Linked DNA regions of Homo sapiens: region 1 is linked to region 2. A link is a loop called in an ENCODE intact Hi-C map of the cell type or tissue named here. Cell type or tissue: B cell. All regions are shown on one strand. Links, peaks and the distances in the headings refer to the core of each region. The heading gives the core; the rest is flanking DNA.

What was found. Hi-C counts contacts between places; a loop is a spot of excess contacts. Peaks named below come from ENCODE experiments on the same cell type or tissue, not always from the same donor. Only the 100,000 strongest peaks of a DNase experiment are listed, where the experiment ranks them.
Region 1: a loop joins it to region 2, with 15 times the contacts of the local background. A loop is called at or near these places in 3 of 110 quality-filtered maps.

What each region holds. Positions count from the first base shown.
Region 1 is chr20:33,682,510-33,689,866 of GRCh38, forward strand. It overlaps E2F1 (E2F transcription factor 1), which reads right to left and starts at 3,876. Exons shown (of 7, transcript NM_005225.3): 1 at 3,495-3,876. The coding sequence starts at 3,755. RefSeq lists silencers at 3,246-3,605, 3,716-4,215. In B cell, for the core only: CTCF peaks have their summits at 4,119 (motif pointing left) and 4,320; DNase peaks (open chromatin) are centred at 3,002 and 4,022; H3K4me3 peaks cover 1,609 bases; H3K27ac peaks cover 885 bases.
Region 2 is chr20:33,405,530-33,412,886 of GRCh38, forward strand. SNTA1 (syntrophin alpha 1) reads right to left here. Exons shown (of 8, transcript NM_003098.3): 4 at 7,046-7,253; 5 at 6,767-6,897; 6 at 4,606-4,802; 7 at 3,172-3,359; 8 at 2,428-3,070. The coding sequence ends at 2,978. LOC124904889 (a long non-coding RNA gene) reads left to right here. Exons shown (of 2, transcript XR_007067567.1): 2 at 4,524-7,357. Among named protein-coding and RNA genes, the nearest start is that of CDK5RAP1, 7.7 kb to the left of the region's middle. In B cell, for the core only: no CTCF peak of the experiment used is centred there; DNase peaks (open chromatin) are centred at 3,862, 4,742 and 5,002; H3K4me3 peaks cover 1,714 bases; H3K27ac peaks cover 3,495 bases.

The sequences.
Region 1 (7,357 bases), core at 1,426-6,425, 280 kb after region 2:
CCATACTCGCCCCTGGGGCCCAAACCCTAGCATGCTTCTGCCATCTGCACCCCTTGCCTTCTCCCTGGGATCCCCACCCTTGTCCACCCCTGAAGGCAGGTCAGTGCCACGCCCTAAAACAAAGGCTTGAGTGGATGCCATTTCTGCCACTTCTCCCTAGATAAACACTGGCAGAGGGGCCCCGAAACGCAGGGGTGAAGACATTCACTGCTGAAAAAATCTGGATGACTCGAACACCCATCCATGAAGGGGGTCACGAAAGCTGTGCTTTGTTTAGCCCCTTGAACACCACGCAGCTGTCAAGGACCGAGGCAGGTTGACAAGAATCCCCTCACACATACAGACAAGCAAAACACTGTCACAGGGCGATATATTTATATGATCCCTTTTGGATTAAAAAGCTCATGAAACTTTTCTCTGGTTCAGTTTATATTATTATAGAATACATTTCGGGGCAGCCTCTGGAAGGACTGTGGGAGACCAGTGCCATATCTGAATGGTGTGAATGATACAGGAAAAACTACAATTTTTAAAACTTTAAAAAACAAAAACTGTCACAACCACCACAAACAAAAATAGCCTTAGGGAAAAAAAGGAAAAAAATGAATAGGGCTGGGATCCTGCCGTCAACTTTCTAGTTTCTTAAGAGTTAAGTTTTTGGCCAGGCGCAGTGGCTCACGCCTGTAATCCTGGCACTTTGGGAGGCCGAGGCGGGCAGATCACTTGAGGTCAGGAGTTCAAGACCAGCCTGACCAATATGGTGAAACCTCATCTCTACCAAAAATACAAAAATTAGCCGGGTATGGTGGTGCACGTCTGTAGTCCCAGCTACTCGGGAGGCTGAGGCAGAAGAATCGCTTGAACCCAGGAGGTAGAGGTTGCGGTGAGCCGAGATGGCGCCACTGTACTCCAACCTAGGTGACAGAGCGAGACTTCATCTCAAAAAAAAAAAAAAAAAAAAGAGTTAAGAGTTAAGTTTTCAGCTGGGCATGGTGACTCACACCTGTAATCCCAGCACTTTGAGAGGCTGAGACAGTCAGATTGTCTGAACTCAGGAGTTCAAGACCAGCCTGGGCAACATGGCAAGACCCTCTCTCTACTAAAAATACAAAAATTGGCTGGGCATGGTGGTACACGCCTGTAATCCCAGCTACTCGGGAGGCTGAGGCACAGAATAGCTTGAACTTGGGAGGCAGAGGTTGCAGTGAGCCGCAATCACGCCACTGCACTCCAGCCTGGGTAACAGAATGAGACCCTGTCTCCAAAAAAAAAATAAATAAATAAATAAAAAAGTTAAGTTTTCTACATTAAACATGTATTATAGTTATAATACTTGAGTTTGTGGAAGTGGACAGGCAGGGCCAAGAGGAATGGCTGAATTGCAGAGCCTTGTATACAGAATGCCTGCTGGTATAGAAGCTAAGCCTGTAGCTTATTTCAAGGACTGTGCCAGACAAATGCCAGTGCAGAGAGGCCAAAAGCCAAACCTGTGGACTTTCTGGACTTCAGTTCCAGAATGGTGCCAGCCTCCTGGCCCTTAAGTACACTGGGGGCCAGGGCTCCTTGTCTCTGGGCCTAGTGCCTCCTGGGCATTCACTAACTCAACAACTGTTGAATGAATGGAATGCCCAGGCCAATGAGCCTGCCCCTGACAGGTGGAGTGGAGGGCATTTTTCTTTGCCCCTGTCCCTCCCTTTGATCCTAGAACCCATAATCCTGTTCAGATCTTTGAGGACAAGACCCTCAGGTTGTTAGATTTCCGCAGACCTGAGCCTTCTATAATGCTTGTCACACAGCTGAATGGAAGATGCTTGCCCAGGTCCCAAGTGGTACCCACAGGAACAGGCCCCTGGAGTACAGGAGACAGGCCACCTGGCCCACCCCTGGTACAACCCCCTCCCACCCACTCATTAAGAGGGAGGGCCCCTAAAAGCCCTTCTTGCCCTTTCTTCAACCTGTATCAGCATCCCCAGAAAGCAAGGCATCCCAGAGGTCAACCTCAGAGGAAACGCAGACTGCTCTCCCCACTCAAGAGCAGAATGACATGGGAAGATTCTAACATCTCTAGGCCTCAGCTTCCCAATCTGTAAAAAGGGACTGCTGCTGATGGGGTTAAATGAGTTAATTAAGTAAAGCGCTTGGCACAGAGCCTGGCACACAAGACATCCTCAAAACAATGGTGGCTGCTATTGTTATTATTATTAGCATTGTGGTGATTCCGGAAGGCAGCACTGGGCATGGGGCCAAGGGGGTTGGGGGAGCCTCCTCAGGATGCCTCAGGGACCAGCTGCCACCCACACCCCCATCAGCAGTTAGGCAGCTTCTACCTCCTTGTCCTGAGTCCTGCCTCACCCCTCCCACTTGCTCCAAGTTCCCTGCTGAGACCCCATCCTGCCTGGCCAGACCCCGCCTGCACACCAGAGCCCCACCTTCACCCATAGGCTGCGCCAGTCAAACTGGTCTCCACACCCTGCCCTGTGCCCCACAGTTCCCAGCTCCAGGCTTCTACGCCTCCAATCCCTTCTCCCACTGGAATTCAGCCGCCTCTTCTGGGCCCTCCAGTCTGAATTCGTCTTGAGCTCAGCGATCAGGGAGGGCTTTATTAAAGGATCTCCCTGAGACATTTTCTCTCCTGGCACTGGGGGCCTCCTCTCCAGCTCCCAGAGGCCCAGCCCACCTAGTCCTTCTACAGAGACTCAGGGGTCGGCCTGCCTGATTAATGAGGTTCCATGGCAACCAGGGCCTGGGAGGGTGGAGGGTGGCAGATGGAAGGACAGGCAGAGGGAGGGGATCAGCAGCTGGTCCAGCTGCCCCGCCCCTGCAGAGAAGGCCTCCCAGCCAGGAGGGCTGTCCCCAGAGGCCTGGCCGGCCAGGCCTGCACCTGGCAGTCAGCATCGAGGCAGGAAGGAGGGTCTCCTCAATGGCTCACCAACGGTTAGGCCCCAGGACTTTCCTCCGCCCCGCCTTCACTTCCCCTAGCAGCTGTGCTCACTACCGAGATGCAAATTCTGAGCTGAAGCCAGCAGGCCTCAGTTCAAATCCCAGCCCCACCACCTGCAGCCGTGTGACCAGGGGCAAGTCACTTTCCCTCTCTGGGCCTCAGTTCCTCCTCCGTCAGATGGGCACAGTGACAACACAGCTCACAGCGGGGTTGTGAGTTTTAGCTGGCTTGAAGTCGCCCAAAGGCCTGGCATGCAGTAAACGCCAGTTGAATACACGTGGGCTATTATTATCACTGAGTCCGACGCTGGGGAGGCTCCGGTGAGGAAGCTGAGGCGCAGAGCACAGAGCAGCAAACAGGGACCGGCCCGAGGTCACCCCGCACCCCAGGGCGGGGCCCGGAGGCCCAACCCCGGCTCTGCACCGCCCAGCCTGGGCGCCTCAGTCAACCCCTCCCCCGCCCCCTGCCGCCTCCAGGCCAAACACGGCGCCCTCCCGGGTCTGCGCGGGGGGCACAGGCGGCGCTGTCGGCGCGGCGTCCCTGGGGTCCGTACCGGCGGGCGGCCGAGCGCGGGCCGCGGCGCACTGGGTGTGGGCCGGGGCGCCTGCGGTGTGGCGAAGAGCAGCAGGTCAGGGTCGCAGGGGCCGGCGGCGGGCGCCGCGGGGCCGGTGGGAGCCGGCGGGGCGCTGGCGTCCTGCGCGGCGGAGATGATGACGATCTGCGAGGAGTCGAGCAGCCGCAGCGCGCCGGCCCCGAGCAGGGCCTCCAGCGCCGGCGCGCATGGGCCGCCCGCAGGGGCCCCGGCCAAGGCCATGACGCTCACGGCCCGCGCGGCCCGGGTGACAGGCGGCGGCGGCGGCGCGGGCCCATGGCGGCAGGCCTCGGCGAGGGCTCGATCCCGCTCCGCCCCCGGCCGCCGCTGCCTGCAAAGTCCCGGCCACTTTTACGCGCCAAATCCTTTTTGCCGCGAAAGAGCCACGAGCCGCCGAGCGCCGCCACAATTGGCTGCCCCGGCCGTGACGGGAACAACGGCGGCGGTTCCTATTGGCTTTAACGCGCCGGACCCGGCGGCGAGGGGCGGGATGGGGCGGCGGCGCGGGGCGGTACGGCCAATGGCGGGGCGGGGCGCGCGCAGGCTTTGTCCGGATGGTACCAGGCGCGGTGTGACTCCCCGCCCCCAGCCCGGGCGTCCCCTGCTGGAGGCGTGGGGACACCGGAACATAGGCCCCGCCCCGCCCCGACGCTCCCGCATCCCACTGACCTTTCTATAGTGCAGGTTCAGAACAGAGCCTCTCTTCTGCACGTGACCCTCAACCTGTAGCCCCCAACAGCCTCAGCTTAGATTTCCAGAGACTGTCCCCTCTTCTTTTCAGGATCATCAGTTCCACAGCCCAGCCATCAGCCACCTCTTCCATCCTCAACTTGCCTCACCCATGACATTATCCTAATCCTGCACCCAGCCCTATCCCGCTCACCCAGAGCCCAAGCTGAAGAGCGGTGCCTGGAAATGGCGAGGGGGACGTCGGGCTTTCCTGCAAGTCCCATTTTAGCCAAAATCTCCAACAGCCAACGTATAGCATCTGCTTGAACTCATTCATTCCCTCACTCATTCAACAAACGTTTGGAGAGCTTGCTCTGTGCCCCATCCTCAATTCGTGGCCCTAAGGAGCTCACAGTCCAGTAGACAGGGGAACAGAAAGGTAACAGACGTTTACAATACGATGAAGTGGCGTCTGGGCGCGGTGGCTCACCACCGGAATCCCTGTAATCAGCTGGCGGGGTGGATCGCATGAGCCCAGGAGTTCGAGACCAGCCTGATCAACATGGTGAAGACCCATCTCTACAAAAAATACAAAAATTAGCCAGGCATGGTGGCGTGTGCCCGTAGTCCCAGCTACTTGGGAGGCTGAGGTGGGAGGATTGCTTGAGCCCGAGAAGTCGAGGCTGCAGTGAGCTATGATCATGCCACTGCACACCAGCCTGGGCGACAGAGCGAGATCCTGTCTCTAAAACAAAAAAAGAAAACACATCACTTCTAGGGAGCCCTCCCAAGGATTTACTCACTTCCTCTATTGCCCACTGCTGCCTCTGCTCCAATGCTGACCACACACACTCCTTTTCTCCATCTGCCTCCCCTGCCAATCTAGGAGCTCAGTAGCGACTCCTCCCAACACTGGTCTGGCCCAGAGCAGGCGCTGAGAAAGGTTATGAAAGAAACAGAGGCTAAGCCAGAGGCTGCCTAGACTGTGACAAGGAGACCACGGTTCTGCAAGGGTGGTCCTTAGGCCACTGGCTTCAGAACCACGTGGTCACTTGCTAATTTTGGGCCCACCCTGGCCCTGCCAATTTAAAATCTCTAGGTGCCCAAGAATCTGCATTTTAACAATGCCATGTCCCCTTTCCAGGTGATATTTGTTATTCTTTTTCTTTTTTTTTTTTTGACACTTAGGGAATTAGAAAAGCCAGTATCTTATTTTTTTTTTCCTATTTATTTTATATAGACGAGGTCTCACTATGTTGCCCAGGGTAGTCTCAAACCCCTGGGCTCAAGAGATCCTCCCGCCTCAGCCTCCAGCATAGCTGGTACTCCAGGTGACTGCCACCTCACCAAGCTTCCAGGTTATTTTTATGCATACTCACATTTGAAAGCAAACTGGTGTACCAGCATAATCAAAATGAGTGGTGCAGCCTCAAATCACAGCTCCTGAGGATGCTTCTCACCCTTAGTTTCAAATGGGCACACAGACCTTGCCCTGGCCCCTTCCAGGGTTGCCAGGAGAATGAAAAGCATAAGGAATTGGAAAGTGTTTTACAAACTATGAGGTGGTTTAGGAAATCAGGAGTTGTTTTCCCCTCCAATGAGTAGTTTCTGAAATTACTCATTGCAAATCCTAGAATGTATCATAGCTAGAAGGGACCACAGAGACCACATAAGCCTCTTGCTGTATGGATAGGAAAACTGAGGCCCTTTCAGGAGAAAGTAACTGTGAAGCCAACCAGTGACCAAATTGGGCCTACACTGCATTCCCAGCCCTGAGGTCTGCCTGTCCCCCTTCCCCATCCCCTCTCCATAAAGAAGCTGAGGGGTAGGTCCCATTCTAAACAACCAACGCAGGTGCTGGCAGAGAGCAAGAGAAACCAGCACATTCCCATTCCAGATGGAAAGAGTGTCCTTTCCCTGCACCTTCCCACAGGGTCCCAGTAACACTAACATTCATTTGTGTGAAGCCCTCTCAAACCCAAGTCATTCAACAAACACTTATTAAGCACCTATTATATACCAAGCACTGTGCTGGTTTAACTGTGGTGGCTGGCAAAGAGAGATGTCTATTATTATTGCTCCATTTTATGATGAGGAAATTTGAGGCCAAAAGGGCCTGAGTTTACCAAGTAGATGAAAAGGTTATTTTTCAGGCTTGGTGAGGCTGAGGTTGGGGGTTTTCCAAAGTCCTGCCCGCCCCAGAGTATTCAAGTACACATCCAGGTAGAAGTAGGCGCCCTCCGTCCCACAATCCTTCAGGTCCTGCTGAAGCAGAAAGGAGTGAAGACCAGCATTCCTAGCATGAAACTGAGGAAGAGATAAGGGCCTTCTGTACCTATTAATACCTACTTGAAAGCAGAAAAGCCTGATAGATGAGGCCCCTTGGCCCTAAGCCTGGCAGCTCCTGATAAGGCTGTTCTCAATGTCAACAGTTTTCAAAAAACAGTTTCCAAAAAATCCACAGTCACTGGGCAGCCACTTCCATTGATGATCTCCTTTCAACCCCATAATCCCGTAAGTAAGCTTGTTTATCCACATGGTGCAGGAAGGAAGAGGCTCAGAGAGGGGCATTCATAGCTCAAGGTCACACAGCAGAACTGAGATGAGAACTTCACTTGTCCCACTGCAAAACCCAGGACCTGCCCTTGCCACCCTCTGTAAATACCCCAAAAGCCAGGCTCAGGGCTGTCAAGATTATAAAGTGTAGTTTCTAAAGGGTATTATGGTGGATAGTGGCTTGGTTCATAGGTGCTTATTTCCATCACCACCTTCACCAACCAAACTAGAGGAGTTCGAGGGGATGCAATCTGTTGGGCCCACAATCCTGTGCCTGGAGACCTCTTTCCCTTGGTTCTTTCCAAGAAGCAGAGTGGTGTAGAGGTGATAGCATGGGCTTCTAAATCAGGTGGGTGTAATCAGAAATCTTGGTCAACATGACCTTGGACAAGTCAATTCACTTCATTCAATCCACAGATATTTACTGAGCACCTATTATGTGTCAGACATTGTGCTAGGTGCTGGGGACACAGTTATAAGTAAAACAGACCCCTGGAACTCACAGTCCAGTGGGAAAGTTAGGAATTATTTCTCTGTCACTGCACAGTATGCTTGTTAAGAAGTTTGACAAGTGACACAAATAATTTAAACCTATTTAT
Region 2 (7,357 bases), core at 741-5,740:
GCACAGTGGCTCATATCTGTAATCCCAGCACTTTGGGAGGCCAAGGTGGGAAGATCACTGGAGGTCAGGAGTTCGAGACCAGCCTGGCCAACATGGTGAAACCACATCTCTAATAAAAATGCAAAAATTATGGCCAGGCGCAGTGGCTCACACCTGTAATCCCAGCACTTTAGGAAGCCGAGGCAGGCGGATCACCTGAGGTCAGGAGTTCAAGACCAGCCTGGCCAACATGGTGAAACCCCCGTCTCTACTAAAAATACAAAAAAATTAGCCGGGCATGGTGGCGAGCGCCTGTAATCCCAGCTGCTCAGGAGGCTGAGGCAAGAGAATTGCTTGAGGCCAAGACAGGAGGATTGCTTGAGTTCAGGAGTGTGAGACCAGCCTGAGTAACATGGCAAGACCCCATCTCTACAACAAATTAAAAAATAAAAAATTAGCCAGCCATGGTGGCACAGTCCTATAGTCTTAGCAACTTGGGAGGCTGAGGTAGGAGGATCACTTGAGCCTGGGAGGCCGAGACTGCAGTAAGCTGGGATCCCGCAACTGCACTCCAGCCTGGGCAACAAAGCGAGACCCCACCTCCAAAACAAAAAATAGGGCGGAGGGTGGTGTTCCAAGTGAAGGCACCAGACTGCTGATGGCCAGAAGGAAAAGGAGTGAGTCTTTGGTGGTTTGGGATGTTGCTGAAAATTTAGTGGATAAGCTGAGAAAATTTCATTTTCACAAAGAAACAATGCTACCATTGTAAGTAAGCTAAAAGTGATTGCCTCAAAGTTAAGTTACCTGGTCTCTCTTTTTTTTTTTTTTGAGACAGAGTCACGCTCTGGGGCCCAGGCCGGAGTGCAGTAGCGCAATCTCTGCTCGCTGCAAACTCCACCTCCAGGGTTCAAATGATTCTCCTGTCTCAGCCTCCCGAGTAGCTGAGATTACAAGTGCACACCACCATATCTGGCTAATTTGTTGTTGTTGTTGTTTGTTTTGTTTGTTTTTTTGAGACCGAGTCTCACTCTGTTACCCAGGCTGGAGTGCAGTGGCCGCGATCTCAGCTCACCGCAACCTTCACCTCCCAGGTTCAAGCAATTCTCCTGCCTCAGCCTCCTGAGTAGCTGGGATTACAGGCAGGTGCCACCATGCCCGGCTAATTTTTGTATTTTTAGTAGCAACAGGGTTTCACCATGTTGGCCAGGCTGGTCTTGAACTCCTGACCTCAGGTGATCCGCCCACCTCAGCCTCCCAGAGTGCTGGGATTACAGGCATGAGCCATCACACCAGGCACATCATCTTTGTTTTATCTTGTCGCTACATTAAAGAAACTGAACCTTTCAAAAGTTTAAAAAAAAAAAAGTTCTGGGCTTGGCACGGTGTCCTAGCACTTTGGGAAGCTGATGCAGGAGGATCACTTGAGGTCAGGAGTTTAAAACCAGCCTGGCCAACATGGTGAAACCCTATCTCTACTAAAAATACAAAACATTAGTGGGGCATGGTGGTGGGCGCCTGTAATCCCAGCTACTCAGGAGGCTGAGGCAGGAGAATCGCTTGAACCGGGAGGTGGATGTTGCAGTGAGATGAGACCCTGCCTGGGTGACAGAGCAAGACTCCGTCTCAAAAAAAAAAAAGTTCTCCATCATTGCCATTGTCATTGTGATTTTAGGTAGGGAGTCATAACCACTGCCCACTCACATCCAGCCAGCACATCGCAGTTTCCGAAGTACCAAACACATTCCACTCCACCTCCCTTCTGCAGGAAAGGGTCCTGAAGCTCTCTAAGATGGCTTTGACATGGGTCCACAAATTCTTTGACATTCCTTTCTTCAAGAGGTGGAGCCTAATTCCCCTCCCTTTGAGTGTGGACTGAACTTAGTGACTCATTTCTAATGAATAGAACAAAGCAGAAGCAACAGTGTAAGGCTTCCAAGACCGGGTCATAAGAGGCACTGTTTGTGGCTTCCTCCTTGCCCTCTCTTCTGTCTCACTGTGGGGAAAGCCAACTGCCATATCATGAGAAAACTCAAGCAGCAGCTCTAGGGTTAGCCCTACATGGTGAGGAACTGAGACCTCCTACCCACAGCCATGTGCATGAGCAGTATTGGAATGGATCCTCCAGCCCCAGTCAAGCCTTCAGATGACTGCAGCCCTAGCCGACAACTTGACTGCAACCTCATGAGCGACCCTGAGACAAGAACAGCCCAGCTTAGCCCCTCTCAAATTTCTGACCCACAGAACCTAAGAGATAATGAATATTTGTCATTTTAAGCTGCAAATTTTGGATAATTTGTCACACAACAATAGATAACCAATACACTGTCTTTGGCCCATGTAGTAAAGGTCTGTTCTTCTCCAGGGAAAGGTGCCCTAGTCCTTGGTCTGGTCCATCTTGGGACTGCAGGGGCCACCCCAGGACCCAAAGGCCAAGGCACAGACCACATACACTGGGCCGGGCTGCCTGTGTGCTCACAGGCTGTTTATTTATCCAAGAGTAAGGAGGAGAGAGACAGGATGAAGAGAAAAACCAGACTCCCCACGGTGGCAGGGCTGAGGGGAAAAACAAACAGAAAATCTCCTCTTCTTTCTCTTGCTGCTGACCCCAGGGTACTCCAGCTTCAGATGGGACCTCTGGGGGTGGCTTAGGGGCCTCGAGGAGGCCCGGCAGCTCAGCTGTTGGCTGGGGTCAGGATCCGCACAGGGGCAGGTCCCAGACTCGGAATGGCTTCTGTGTACACAAAATATCTCTCTGCAAAAGGCACTGGTGGAGGGGGGCAGCAGGAAGGCCACCCCATCACAGGCAGAGTCCACTCTGTCCTGCGTCTGGGTCCTGGGCCCCAAGACCAATCCAGTCTCCCTCAGGGTTGGGGTTTCGGAGGCCCTTGTTCCTCTCCTCTCCCTTCCCTCAGCCCAGGGGTGAGCAGGCAGTCGGTGGAGGCCCAGCTCAGGCCATGTCATGGACACCCCTCTTCAGGGCTAGTGCATCCGGCGACTTCTAGGCCAACAGCCCGAGGCGGGTGACTTTGGCCGACAGGAAGGAGTGGATGATGAAGACTATGGTTTTGGGACACGAGTGCAGGTCCAGCTGCTGGAGGGTGGATGGAGAGAAGAGTCAGGGCCCTGGCCAGCCTGGCCTCCGAGAGTGCACACCCCCTCCTCCCCAGGGTGCAGAGGCAGCCCCTCACTCACGATCTCGCCTTCAGCACCTCCAAAATCCAGGAAAAGGAGACTGGCACCGTCATCTGAAGACATCTGCAGCTTCTCGAAGGGCTGTCGCAGGAGCACAGCTCGGGCTGCACCTGGCTCAGCCGCCCACAGTGTGAAGCCCTTGTCGATGTGCACAGACAGGCTGCAGGGACGCCCATTCCACGTGCAGGCTGCAGGGAGGGCACATAGGTACAGGCACAGCTGGCACCTCAGAGACTACACCCCAACCTCCAACCCCCACCGCAGCTTACAAAGTGGGGCCTGAATGCCTCCAGGGATGGGAGGCTCACTGTTTGTCGTGGCACCAGTACACCCACCCTGCAGAGAGTCATCACCCCCACCCTCAGAGGACCTACACCCACTTCCAGTCCCACTTCCAGCAGCACAAGTAGAAAGGGGGAGCTTAAAATGTGCCATGGACAGGAGGCTCACTGCTGATAAAGGCATCATCAGATCTACCAAGCACCGCCCTTGGAGACCTGCAGAGTTACCCGGCTAAATTTAAATTTCAGATAAACAATGACTAATTTGGGCATACTTCTGTGAAAAAAGTATTCATTGTTAACCTGAAATTCAAATGAGGCTGGGTGTCCTGTATTTATTTCCTCTGGCAACCCTACCCCAAGTGCCATCTCTCACATCCTCACCAGCAGATTGACAAAACTGGGGCAAGAAAACCCCAGGGAGAAGAGTCTCTGCCTGCTAGGGCACCTGCACATCCAAAACAGAGGGCCCAAACCCAACTTCCTTTTTTTTTTGGAGAAACAGTCTCACTCTGTTACCCAGGCTGGAGTGCAGTGGGCGCAATCTCGGCTCACCACAACCTCCATCTCCCGGGTTCAAGTGATTCTCGTGCCTCAGCTTCCTGCGTAGCTGGGACTACAGGCACCTAGTACCATGCCCGGCTAATTTTTGTATTATTATTTTTTTTTTTTGAGACAGTCTTGCTCTGTCGCCCAGGCTGGAGTGCAGTGGCACAATCTGGGCCCACTACAACCTCCACCTCCCAGATTCAAACAATTCTGCCTCAGCCTCCCGAGTAGCTAGGACTACAGGCGCCCACCACCATGCCCGGCTAATTTTTGTATTTTTAGTAGAGACAGGGTTTCACCATTTTGGCCAGGCTGGTCTCAAACTGCTGACCTCAAGTGATCCACCCGCCTCAGCCTCCCAAAGTGCTGCGATTACAGGCGTGAGCCACCGCACCTGGCCAATTTTTGTATTATTAGTAGAGACAGGGTTTTGCCATGTTTGCCAGACTGGTCTCAAACTTCTGACCTCAGGTGATCCACCCACCTTGACCTCCAAACCCCATTTTCTATCCCCTCCTGAAGTGCCCTAAAGAAGGAAGCTTGAATGCCCCTGGGGATAAGAGGCTTATTACCAGAGGGACACTCCCAGATCCTCCCAGCACACCTGTAGACACCTCCTGCACACCCTCGGCGGCCCGGTGACAGCCATCCACAAGCTGGCGGGTCCAGGCAGCCAGCTCCTGCGGTGACTCCACGCTGAACAGGTGAGTGTCCACACCGTGACGCGTGCCCGTGCGCAGGGCAAAAGAGAGCTCTGCATCGTAGGGCACTGAGCCCTTGGAGGGGCCTGAGTGCACCAGTCTGGGGGTTGGGGGCAGAGGGCTGAGCATGAGGCCTCAGGCCGGAGGCAAATAGTTCTGGGCAAAGGGGCCAGTGACCTGGGAAGAAACCCTGTAAATCCTTTACCACCTAACAGGACAGGACTTGCCAGGGGGCACTGATTGACTCAGCAGGAGACATCTCCTGCCACCCTCCCCGTCACTCCCTTGGCTCTGGCTATACTGGTGTCATCACACACACCTAGCACATGCCTGCCTCAGCACCTTTGCATATGCTCTTCCCTCTGCCTATACATGCTTCCCTGATTATCTGCACGGCTCACTCCCTCACTTCCTTCAGATGTTAGTTTAAATGTCACCTCCTCTGAGAAGCCTTCCCTGACCTCCCAGTCCAAAATAGCACCCTTGTCACTCACTAGCCTTACTTTTTAATCATGGTACCAGAAATTATACTTTTTATTATTTGTTTTCGTTGGTTTTTGACTGTCTTTTTCACTAGAATGTCAACTAGGTTAGAAATTTTGATCTTGTGTTCACCACTGTATTCCCAGTAACTAAAACCATGCCTGCCCACAGTAGGTGCTCAGTAAACTTTTGTTGCCTAACTTGAATCACTTGATTAGGCAGACAGTCCAGGACCTAGTTATCCCTAGTAGCCAGCAGGCTCCTGACACACGGGCCAGAGCCAGCCTGAGGTAAGGAGACATGGGGGACAAGGACTTCAGACCCCTGCAGCTTGACTCTCACTTGCTGTGTGGCCTTGGTAAGCCAACTGCCCCTCTCTGGGGCAGAAAGTTCTGCCCCATATCCCTCTTTGTTCCTCCCTCCACCCACTCTTTCTCCTATAGCTCAGTTCCCCCCGCCACAGACTGCTGCTGACACCCGCCTTCGACTTTCCAGCCCTGAGCTGCAGACCCTCGAGTCCCCAGGCTTCCTATCCAAGCTCCCTCTCCATCCCACACACACTCTGGACTTAACTCAGCATCTTGCTCCAGCCTCCTCCCTTTCCACCCCCACCCCCAGTCCCACGCTCACCCAGACACAAGCTCCAAACCTCCTGTTCATTCCGGACCCCTCCTTCACCCGCCCCATCTGGCAAGCACGGAGCCCTGTTAATTTTACACCCATGTGGTTTCCAATGCCAATGCTGCCTTTCTTCCCCATCTGCTCCTGCCACCCACCTCCACCTCCCCCAGCCACCATCATCTCTCCTGCATGACTGCAGCACCTCCCCACTTCCATCCTGCACTCTCCGCTGCATTCTCCACGTGGCAGCCACAGGGATTCTCTTAAAGCAACCAGAGCACCTCGCTCCCCAGCTTAAACCCTTCAACACTACCAAACTCTTAAGCTAAAGCTAACATTCCTTAATCAGGCAATAGAAGCTCTTCAAGATCAGGCCCTGCCAACTCCCTTCTCTCCATTTCCTGCATGAATTCTGGTTATCACAAACTCATAGCTCCATGAACATGCTATAGCCCTTCATGCCTCTGTACTTTTGACCATGATGTTCTCTCTGCATGGGATGCTCTTTCACCCTTTCTTAAACAGAAAACTTCTACTCATCCATCAAAGTCCAGCTCAAATGTCACCTCCTCCCTGAAGCCTTCCTCTACTACCCCAACAGAGTTAAGTGGCTCCTACAAACCCTGCACTGTAATGGCTGTTCCTGGGTCTGTCTCCCCAGCCAGACAAGGTTCTCTCTGGAGGCAGAAACTGTTGGGGTCAGCTCTGTGCCCTCTGAACCATGCAGCACAAGGCATAAGTGTCAGCGAATGAGTGGCTAATGGGGACCTTATATCCTTTTGTTCCAAGCACCCATTTTACAGATGAGGAAACTGAGGCCCAGACAGGGCAGAGACTTGCTTCAGGTCACCTGGGGAATAGCTGAGGGTGGACAGGGCTGGAGTTCCCAGCTTCTGGGGCCCTGCTGGAGCATCTCCTGGCAAGTTCTGGGGGAGACATACTGCCCCTGCCTGTGGGTACCTGGTGGCGATGAGTGGGGCAGTACGGGCTGGCCGGCTCAGGGCCTCGCGGGTCTCGGGGAGAGACAAGTAGAGGAGCAGTTCCTTTTCAGTTAGCAGGGCCAGGGTGGGGGCTGTGCCCCCACTGGGCAGCTGCAGAGAACAAAACAGCAGTGAGGATGGGTGGGGGAAGAGAGGGCAGAGGGCCAGGGCAGGGTGAGGTGGCCAGGGGCACTGGGAACAGGGCCAGCTCCAAAGGAGCGGAAGAGAGAGAGGGATAGGTCCCAGGCCCAGCAGGTACCTGCTCAGTTAGCCAGCCAATCTGCTTGATGTCCTGGCTCCCAGCTGTGCTGGTGGCTGCCAACAGTGCCTGCAGCTCATCCTTGACCCGCGGCGTCAGAGTATTGACCTGGGCTTGGATGGCAGTCGCCCACGACCTCGCACTAGCCTCATCCTTGGCCCTCAGGAAGAGGGTGTCTTGACCATCTGCCGAGCAGATCTCCAGATACCTGCAGGCACAAATGGGTGGAGACAAGGACCTGACCATTAGGCTGCAGCTGCCCAACCCTGGCCCAAGAAACCCCACCCACCACCAAACCAGGAGAAACCAGGG